Regions from separate parts of the Mus musculus genome. Here region 1 is linked to region 2. A link is a loop called in an ENCODE intact Hi-C map of the cell type or tissue named here. Cell type or tissue: heart. All regions are shown on one strand. Each heading gives the region's core, and the rest is flanking DNA. Links, peaks and the distances in the headings are about the cores only.

Region 1 (4,384 bases), core at 90-4,089, 55 kb after region 2:
CCCTTTAACAGAACTTTAAAAGGAACACACTTTTTACTATTTCTATTTTTTTTCACTCCTAAAGGCTCAAGTGTGAGCATAACCAATAATACTCCTGGAAAACTATTGTAAAAATACACACAGTTAATTCCATGGATACCCAAAGGGGATTCTTCATTCAAATGCTTCCTAGAAGCAATAAAAGGTTGTCTCTTTAACATGACAAAAAGACTGTTTAAAAGCAAAAGTCAGAATTACCCTTAATGGGGAACCATGAATTATTCCTCTTTAAAATGGGCACGACAAGGACCATCACCCCTATTTAACTTGGCTCTAAAAATTCTAACAAAGCTTCCGTGTTGGAGGAAGAATGATATAATCAGAGAAAAGGAAGAAAGCAAGCTGTCATGTTTTACAAGTGTTAGGGGATGCTCAGAGAACCAAGGTGCAGCACCAGTGAGCTCGGACGGAGCGTCTGCCATTGATATCCCTCTTTCTTTATCCTTTAGGAAAACACCATGATTTTATTGCTAAGTCCCATAAATACCTTTTTAAATGTATGAGTGCTTACCTGCATGCATGTATGTGTACCGTGTGTGTACCTGAGATTCCCTGTAACTGGAGTTAACAGATGGTTGTGAGACACCATGTAGGTGCTGGGAATTAAACACAGGTCCTACACGTGCTCTTAACTACTAAGCCAACTACTCTCCAACTCTTACATTTTTTTTAAAAAAAGATTTCATACAGTGTATTTGATCATTAGGGTCTTACTGTCATATTTGGGGGGGGTAAATGAGAGGGTTGGTGATAGTTTGTGATTCTTGAAGGTCTGTGCGATCCCATTAGCCAACAAGTCAAAAACAAGTAAACACTCCTGGTAATGGAGACTTTCCTTGCTAGCACATAGTGTCTAGCTGGGGTATTGCCCTCCCCTTCCTCTGTTGTTTTCTGGTTGGCATGGAGTTAGCCAGCCCCACTTTCTACTGTTCTTTTATCTCTTTACTTTTTTTTTGTCTCCTCCTCCTCCTCTCCTTCTCCTCCACTTCTTCCTCTGACAGAATCTCTTCAGGAAGTGTGGGCTGCCCTCAAATTTGTGATGCCTGTGTGACCATCTCCAGTATTAGAGCCCCAGGCATGTGCCATCACACTCAGCGTCTTCATTTTCTTTGATGATGCCCTAAACCAGCTAACTAGCTGCCTGGGAGGTATAGGAAGTCATTTTAAATTTAGGGAATGAAACAAATGCCCAGATCCTGGTATATGATATTAAATCAGTTACCATGATTCAGGCATGGGATCCTTAGCTAATCAATCACACCTTCTGGCTTCCAGATTGCTGTAGTTAGACTTTGCTTTATCTTAAACCACATGATATCCTCATTGCTTGTGATTCTGCGGTGAGTGGGTCTCTCTCTCTATGTAAGCGTTTCTTCTCGGGGATTTACAGGCAGTGAATCTGAAGGCTCAGCTATGCTGTATGGTGGGTCAGTCGCCTGCGGGATCTGATGCCATCTGCAGATAAAACTGGACTGAGTCAGAGGACACTGGTCTGCGGAAGGACTGATGTATCAGGTAAAGGAAACCAACGCCTCACATACGCCCCCTGGTGTTCTAGGTGTCTGAAGTGTTTCTCTTTACTCTGTGAGATGGTCACTGTCTTTGGAGAGGATTGCTTTCATTTAATTGTGGAGCTGTTCTGCCGGCATCTATAAGGAGATGCCGAGGGTTTAAGAACACCTTTCTCATCGAGCTACAGCTCCGTGCTCGCCAGTGCTGTAACTCTAGCTCTGTTAGGCCCTCAGTCCTTGGTGTTGCAGCTTTGGATAGCATCTTGATGGCTGTCAGGACCCATGAGTGCTTCCGGGGCAAGGGCTTACCTCTGGTCTTCGGGAGTCTCTTGTTTTTGGAAGTCTCTGCTCACAGCTCTTGCCTGGGCTCTTCTGTACCCCTCTGGGGGCGGGGTGCTAGTGTGCTTGGAACTAGCCGCCCCAGGAATCGCCTGTACTTCATGCAACTAGTTTGACCTGTTCTACCTGTGATAAAGACAAAAGATGACTAGAAAAACCCTTCTGTGATGAAATTAGGTAGTTTATAGAAGGGAGGGCTCCCAGGCTGCTAGAGAAGCATCCTTCATCTGCCAGTGCTTTTACTAGCTGTCATGGGGGCTTCTTCCTCACTGGGTTGTCACCTGTAGGAGGGGCTATCTGAAGATGCAGTGGATCTGGTCCTCTGAGGGTCCTCTGAAGCTGGCACAGCGTAGACAGAGGCTCCCAAAAGTCTCCAGTCTTAGAGTGGTAGGCAAGACAGCCATGTTAGCTCCCCTCAATGGAAAGGAAGTGTCTGTGGGATGTCTGCAACAGGTTTAAAGTCTCCTCCCAGTGTCATTGTCCAGCTTTGAATCTCCCTCAGGTAGCTACAAGGGCTTTTAACACTGTCAGTGATTGCCGTGGCCACAGCAGGATAAATAACTCAGGCGACTTGATTGTCAGCTCCCACTGCCTCTGGAAATGGCCGCAGGTCCTTCAGCAGAAGTGGCGATAGCACTCGCGGTATCAGCGGACTCAAGAACTGAGGAGATGGCTTCTGTGGTTCCTGCTCCAGCCTTCCTCTCTGTGGGTCCTGGGATCGGTGCTTGGCTTTGGCCTTGGCAGCTGCTGCTTCAGCAGGGCATTGGGAAAAGTCTGACAGCGATCAATAAGGTCTCCCATTTACCCCACCAGAGAGATTTCATCTTTTGAAAGGGGGGGGGAATGTGTGCGGGGTGCTTGTGACAAGGATTTGACCCACAGTAAAAGACTTCATCATTTTCTTTCCTGACAATTTTTAACCTTTATCCCAATAACCCAAGGGGTGGGGGAAGGGCTCTTGATCTCGGTTGTTAACCCACGCTTCTTTCTCTAGCTTTTCGGGATATGTAGTTAAAGTCTGTGACCACCCTACCACACATCGGCACCCAGAGCGTCTCTCTGCTGTCTACCTGGAACTTAGTGCCGTGCGATCGACAGCCCAGCAGCCCCCACATTTCCCTCACTTGCCTTTGCGTTACTGAGTCATACCAGGAACACTGAAGGAGAAGAAGAAAAGTTTAAGTCGCCGACTTCCTAGAAGCCAGACGACATTGTACATTGTACTCATCTCTGAACTTGCTTTTGAGCAAGCCAGGACTTCCGCTCTGGTCTGGGGTTGTTTTGTTTCCCTCAGAATTGCACCTGAACAAGAACACAAAGCAAATTTAGAAACAAGCATCTCCTGTCCTCTGATCACTGAGGCCTGCCTCCCTATCCCTGCCTCCCCCCAAAAAGAGCCGCAGGATCCTTTAAAGTAAAAGGTTCCTTACTGAGATGAAGATGGTGAGAGTCTGGGGGCCTCAGCCCAGAGAGCCCCAGGCAGACACGGACAGTATGAATGGCACCCAGAGTCCATCTCTGACTCAATTAGGCGGAATCAATCTTGTCACTGAGTTTCCAAGGAAATTCAATTAGAGGTCAAGTGTAGGAAGCCGGCTAACGGTGGCTTAAGCAGCAGACATGACAGGCGGTCGATAGCTGCCTGGGGATGAGATGGACTTCAGAGTCCCTGAGTCTGAGCGAGAGGCAGGAGCGGTCGAGGAAGAGACTCCTAAAGGACCTGACCACCCAGGGTCCAAGCCAAGTACAGAGACCGCAAAGGAAGGACCCACACGGCTCAGTTACCAGGTATTCACAGGGCATGGGAAGGGTCATCAGGACCCAGGAGGGAGCTGTGGCACCAGTGTGTGCAATCCGTATGGGCAGAAGCCTTTGTGCCCAGTCACACACAGTGAGGCTAGAAGAAAAGTCTTAACACTTGATGAGAAAGGTCGAGGTTGGGAGGTGCTGCCTCTGTTAAACTTGGAGTCGTTTCCCCCTCTAGTGGTCACGCAGATCTTTACAAGGGCACGTTGTTTGTAAATTAAAAACAAAACAAAGCCAAACAACAGAAAACAAAAAACAAAAACACCTCCAAAACCCAAAAACCAACCAACCAACCAAACAAACAAAAAACCCAGAAATTAAATAAAATGACTAAATTTAGTACAATAGACAAAAACCTTAGGCTGGGCATGACAGTGCACACCTTTAATCCAGCATTCAGAGGCAGAAGGAACTCTTGTGAGTTCAAGATTAGCTTAGGCAACATAGAGAGACCCTGTTGTTAATAATAATAGTAATAGTGCTGGAGAGGTGGCTCAGTGGTTAAAAGCACTGATTGCTTCTCCAGAGGTCCTGAGTTCAACTCCCAGCAACTACATGGTGGCTTACCACCATCTGTAATGGGGTCTGATGCCCTCTTCTGGTGTGTCTGAAGACAGCTGCAGTGTACTCATATACATTGAATAAACAGTATCTTTTTAAAAAATAATAATGGCCAGGGGGATAGCTCA
Region 2 (4,384 bases), core at 269-4,268:
CGCAGGGAGAGCGGGAAGGCTGAGAAGGCTGCAGCTAGAGCCGCCAAACGGGATCGGGCCCGCGGGGGCGGGCTGTTGGAGGTCGCGGGTCTTGCGGTGGGAAAGGAAAACCGTGGGGTCGCCCGGAGTGGTGGGTATTCGGGTGCTGGGAGCTGTGATGAAGGGATTGGGAGGATAAACGGGTAAGGATAAAGAAAAGTCGAGGACGGTCTTCAAGGATAGCTACCCAGGAACAAGGGGTAGCAAAAGACGGGTGCCACTTCAGCTGGAACCGCTGCGGGACCGCTGTGCTCCCAGCCGCGTCGGCAGCAAGCCCAGCTCATTAACATTCAGGCCACGCCCCTTCATCTGCATGGAGCCGCCTGCCTCTGAGTAGAACACGCTGCTCATCTGCATAAGCTCCGCCTGCAGAAGCTCCAGAACTTAAATAATCAGTGTGCCTTGCCCAGAACATCCCGTTTTAGGAACGGGGTTCTCACTTTCTGTACTTGAATCGTGTCCGCTTTCATTCCGGTCAGTGGTGTGCACTCGAGAGGGCGTTTTTTGTTCCCCGAGAAAACTAGATTTGGAGACATTGTCACAGCTAAAGGTAAGACAGGATGTGTGTACTACATCTATCAAGTGGTAGCAAAGGTTGCTGCTAAAATTCTAAAACACAACAAAGTATCCAGCTCGAGAGAAATCTGCTGGGAAAACCTCTTTATAGGCTTCAGGGATGTGTGGCTACCCTAGTTCTCATTTTTGTGTGAGTCACACTGGGAGGGGCCACAGGAACTCACACTCAGGCAGCAGAGGGTGACAAAAAGTTTATTCAGTTTATTCTGTGTTTCTCACAGAGTCAAGCAGGGATAAAACTGGCGTAGACTCCTGTGAGCTTCATTCTTATGACTTGAAGGCAGTGGGTGGTAGGCCTTCGGGGGAAAGCTCTCGGAGACAGGTAGATGGAAGGGCTCTCAATGTAACAAGTGAGATGGGCCCAGGCAGTCACAGGTTCTTCTGAGGGGTGAGGTAGATGTTTCAGCCAGCTCTGGCAGAGAAGAAGGGCAAAGATCGGACATAGGAGTCTAGCCGGGATCGAAAGAGCTCACTTTGCACAGTTTGTCCCAGCGGGCACAGAGGATTCTTCACAACAAACTCCACATACAGCTGCGAAAAGGAGGGTGTGTGAGCCTGATGTGAGACACTTTTCATTTTCAATCTCAAACATGGTGTAATCTCGAGAATATAAGAATACACGGGTGGGGTTGGGGTGGAGAGAGCTCAGGAATTAAGAAAGCATACTACTGCTTTTGCAGAGGTTAGTCAGAGCCTAGCACCCATGTTGGTCAGCTCACAACTGCCTGTAATTCTCCAGAGGATCTGTCCTCCACAGACACTTGTGCTCATGTGCACACATACCCTCTACACAATACATATAATTAAAATAAGAAATACATCATTTATAAAAAAAAAACCCAAAAACCTGCACAAGCTCTCCCTTAGAGAAGCTATTACTGTTTAAGGAGCTAAAGGCTCTGGAGAAAACTGAGTTCAACAGGGATGTGATACAGAAGGATAAGGGCAGAAAACCCGAGGGACTCCTAGGGCTCTAGGAGGAAAAGGGTTCCTCTACTGACACTGACCGCACTGTAGATATGGTGTAGAACATCTCGGATAGGGCCCACGCCCAAGTCAGTATTCATGACAACCTTGATTCCAGTGGGAGTCTCGTAGTAATGGAGTTTGTAACGGCTAGTTTGGAAAGACAGAAAGCCATCCTTCCTGCAGAAATGAGTATTCAGACAGGAGTGAAATCACTCCCAAAGAAATATTTGTGATGCCCTCAAGGTCAACTCCTTCCTATTCATATAGATAGTTTGTAGCAGGTTCATTGAGTAAAAACACCTCCGGTCATCCCCACCCCCGATGTAATTGCAACTGCCTTCACTCTCTCCCCACTTTCAGACCATTCCTGTATCCGCTCCTGCCAGCTTCAAGATTCTCGATCCAGATTCAGCCTCTCTAAAACACACCCTCCCCTCTTTGGGGCCACACGCCACTTCCATTCCAAAACAATATCTCCTGTTCCCAAGGCTGGCTAGCTAGCCCTCCCTTCAACACCCCTCTAAAACCACCGTACATGTCTAGCGGGGACATCTTGCTGACAAACGAACGAATGGAGAAGAGCATTCCATACATCAGCTTGTACTCCTGGAGGGAGAGGTGGTAGAATTAGATCTCGGTTATGGAGGGGGGACAGGATGGGAATAGGAAGGACTTGGGATTTGGAGGAAGAGGACTGGACTGGGACTATGTGCATTTGGGGATTCGCTGGGACCCTCCGATCACCTCTTCCTTAGGGATCCCTGCTTGCTTCTTGCGGTGCCACTCGCTGTAGTGTAGACACACTCCATTCCGGTCAAAAAGGTACAGATTGTGGACAGTCATCTGCAAGATAAAGAGCCTCGCTCAGTGGCTGGTACCCAACTCTCTAGAACCTGATTCTTCAGCCAGGTGGGAACCCCACCCCCGGACTCACCGGAATTGCTCTGAAAGAGGGTGACAAGCTACTTCCGGTTTATAAAGCCCAGCTGGGTCGTAAGCGGCAACCTCAAGAACCCTTAACTCCGCCCCGATAGTCTTACTAGACTCCGCCTCCCTCCTGAAGCCAATCCGTGGTCGCCGATGCCGCGCGCATGCGTGCCCACGTTCCCGGGCCTCTGAAGCCCAGTGATGTGCGGGGAGCTTGGTCTCGCGGGCGGGTGACGTAATTCGGTTGGAGGCGGGATTGCAAGCGGTGGGCGGGAGGCTGCCAACGGTTTTGCAAGCTAGTGTCGCGCTAGGGAGGTTGGCCTTTGGTCTTTCTCTGTGGAGGTTATGGGGCTTGGGGGACAGTCCTCCTCATCTTGGGAAACCAGGGCCGACATGCTCAGAGTAGTCGGAGCCAGGTGGTTGCGGTAGAGAATACCAGGCGGCTGGTTGCCGGGTGTATGTCTGTGCGCGCGCGCGCCCCTTTTATTGAGATTTCTTAGGGTGGGATAGGGAGGAATTCTATGGACCTCTGCTGTGGCTTTTTTTTTATCAGGAAGGATTAGAGGGGAAATCCGAGGAAGTCGACTCTGGGTGGGACAGGTGAAGAAAGGGCGAAACGGGGGTGTTGTGGCATTGAAGTCTTGCCTCTTTCTTCACTAAAACCAATTGGGGGACATACATTGGGCCAGCTTTGGTTTGAGGTCTGTTTCAGTTTGCACATTTTGAGTGTGGGGAAAAAAAAAAGCTAACCATGGTTAACCCGTGCCGAAACTGATTTGCAATTTCCAGGACCCTAGTTAGGAGGAAGGAACTGCAGCGGTTCTGTCTCCCTGCATGCAGGTCTTCTGACCATTCCCCTGACTTTCTGCCTTGCACATCCGCTTTTAACCGTTCCCAGGAGTTGGGAGAAAGAATGTGTTTGCCCTCTCCATGGTCTCTGGAGTCAGTGGACACTCCTCTAACCAGAAAGCTCATTTGTTGAGGACCCAAAGTGTCTTCCTCCCTTCCAAATCTTTCTTCTTTGTGAACTTATCCACAAGTTTGGACCCCTCTCAGAACTGAGGCAGGAGTTCCCAGTCCCCTGCTGAGTCCAGTTGTCTCTTCACTGTACATGGCGACAGCAGCCCCCAGTCCCAGTTCTCCTCTCCGACCTGAGGACCTCCTGAGCGATTCGTCAGAGCCTCCTGGGTTGAACCAGGTGTCCTCCGAGGTGACCTCCCAACTGTATACTTCTTTGCATCTCAGCCGCCAAGCTGAGGCCACGGCCCGGGCCCAGCTGTATCTAGCTCCCACCTCCTCACCTCCTAACGAGGGCTTAGACAGCTTGGCTCAAGAACTGAGTCGCAGCTTGTCCGTTGGATTGGAAAACAACTTGAAGAAAAAGGTGAGAGAGGTGCGTCTTGGAGATCTCTCGGGTGTTAGAAAGCATTAGGTTCCTGGGCTTTCAGGTTAGCTTTGCTGTGGCTTGCGTCTATTAATTAGATTTAAACGATCTCCTCCAAGCACACAGGGCTTTCATGCTTTTTTCTCACAGAAGATACTTTTGAGGGAATGGCATAAACCTATAATTTGGGAAGTTATGACGGTTCCTAGGGTTTTGCTTTGTTTTTGCATGTTTTTGTTTGGACAGACACCTGCCCCTGTAGAGTAGCTTGGTGTCCTAGAAGTGGGGAGTAGGTTTCTTGAACCCAAGTGAGAACTGGAGACTTAAGGACAGCTGCAGCACACGTGAAGATCCTGTCAGCTCGAAATTCTTGTGATTTTGTGGTATGCAAGTCACTGCACATGCATGTGTAGGAAGATAGTTGTACCAAAGGAAAGGATACCTGCTGTGCGGACTGGCGAGAGTCCAGAGTGTGGGATCCGGTAGGCA

The links. Hi-C counts contacts between places; a loop is a spot of excess contacts. Peaks named below come from ENCODE experiments on the same cell type or tissue, not always from the same donor. Only the 100,000 strongest peaks of a DNase experiment are listed, where the experiment ranks them.
Region 1: it touches region 2 in a loop (2.2-fold over the local background); 18 of 42 quality-filtered maps call a loop at or near these places.

What each region holds. Positions count from the first base shown.
Region 1 is chr11:69,266,960-69,271,343 of GRCm38, reverse strand. No RefSeq gene overlaps it. Among named protein-coding and RNA genes, the nearest start is that of Gm40039, 7.1 kb to the right of the region's middle. In heart, for the core only: CTCF peaks have their summits at 1,593 (motif pointing left) and 3,864 (motif pointing left); no DNase peak of the experiment used is centred there; H3K27ac peaks cover 537 bases; H3K27me3 peaks cover 1,021 bases.
Region 2 is chr11:69,322,201-69,326,584 of GRCm38, reverse strand. Cntrob (centrobin, centrosomal BRCA2 interacting protein) reads left to right here and starts at 2,712. Exons shown (of 19, transcript NM_172560.3): 1 at 2,712-3,895. The coding sequence starts at 3,623. Trappc1 (trafficking protein particle complex 1) reads right to left here and starts at 2,599. Exons shown (of 5, transcript NM_001024206.2): 1 at 2,519-2,599; 2 at 2,329-2,427; 3 at 2,120-2,190; 4 at 1,623-1,761; 5 at 792-1,146. The coding sequence starts at 2,427. The coding sequence ends at 1,018. Kcnab3 (potassium voltage-gated channel, shaker-related subfamily, beta member 3) reads right to left here and starts at 327. Exons shown (of 14, transcript NM_010599.4): 1 at 1-327. In heart, for the core only: no CTCF peak of the experiment used is centred there; DNase peaks (open chromatin) are centred at 354, 2,684 and 3,724; H3K4me3 peaks cover 3,229 bases; H3K27ac peaks cover 2,145 bases.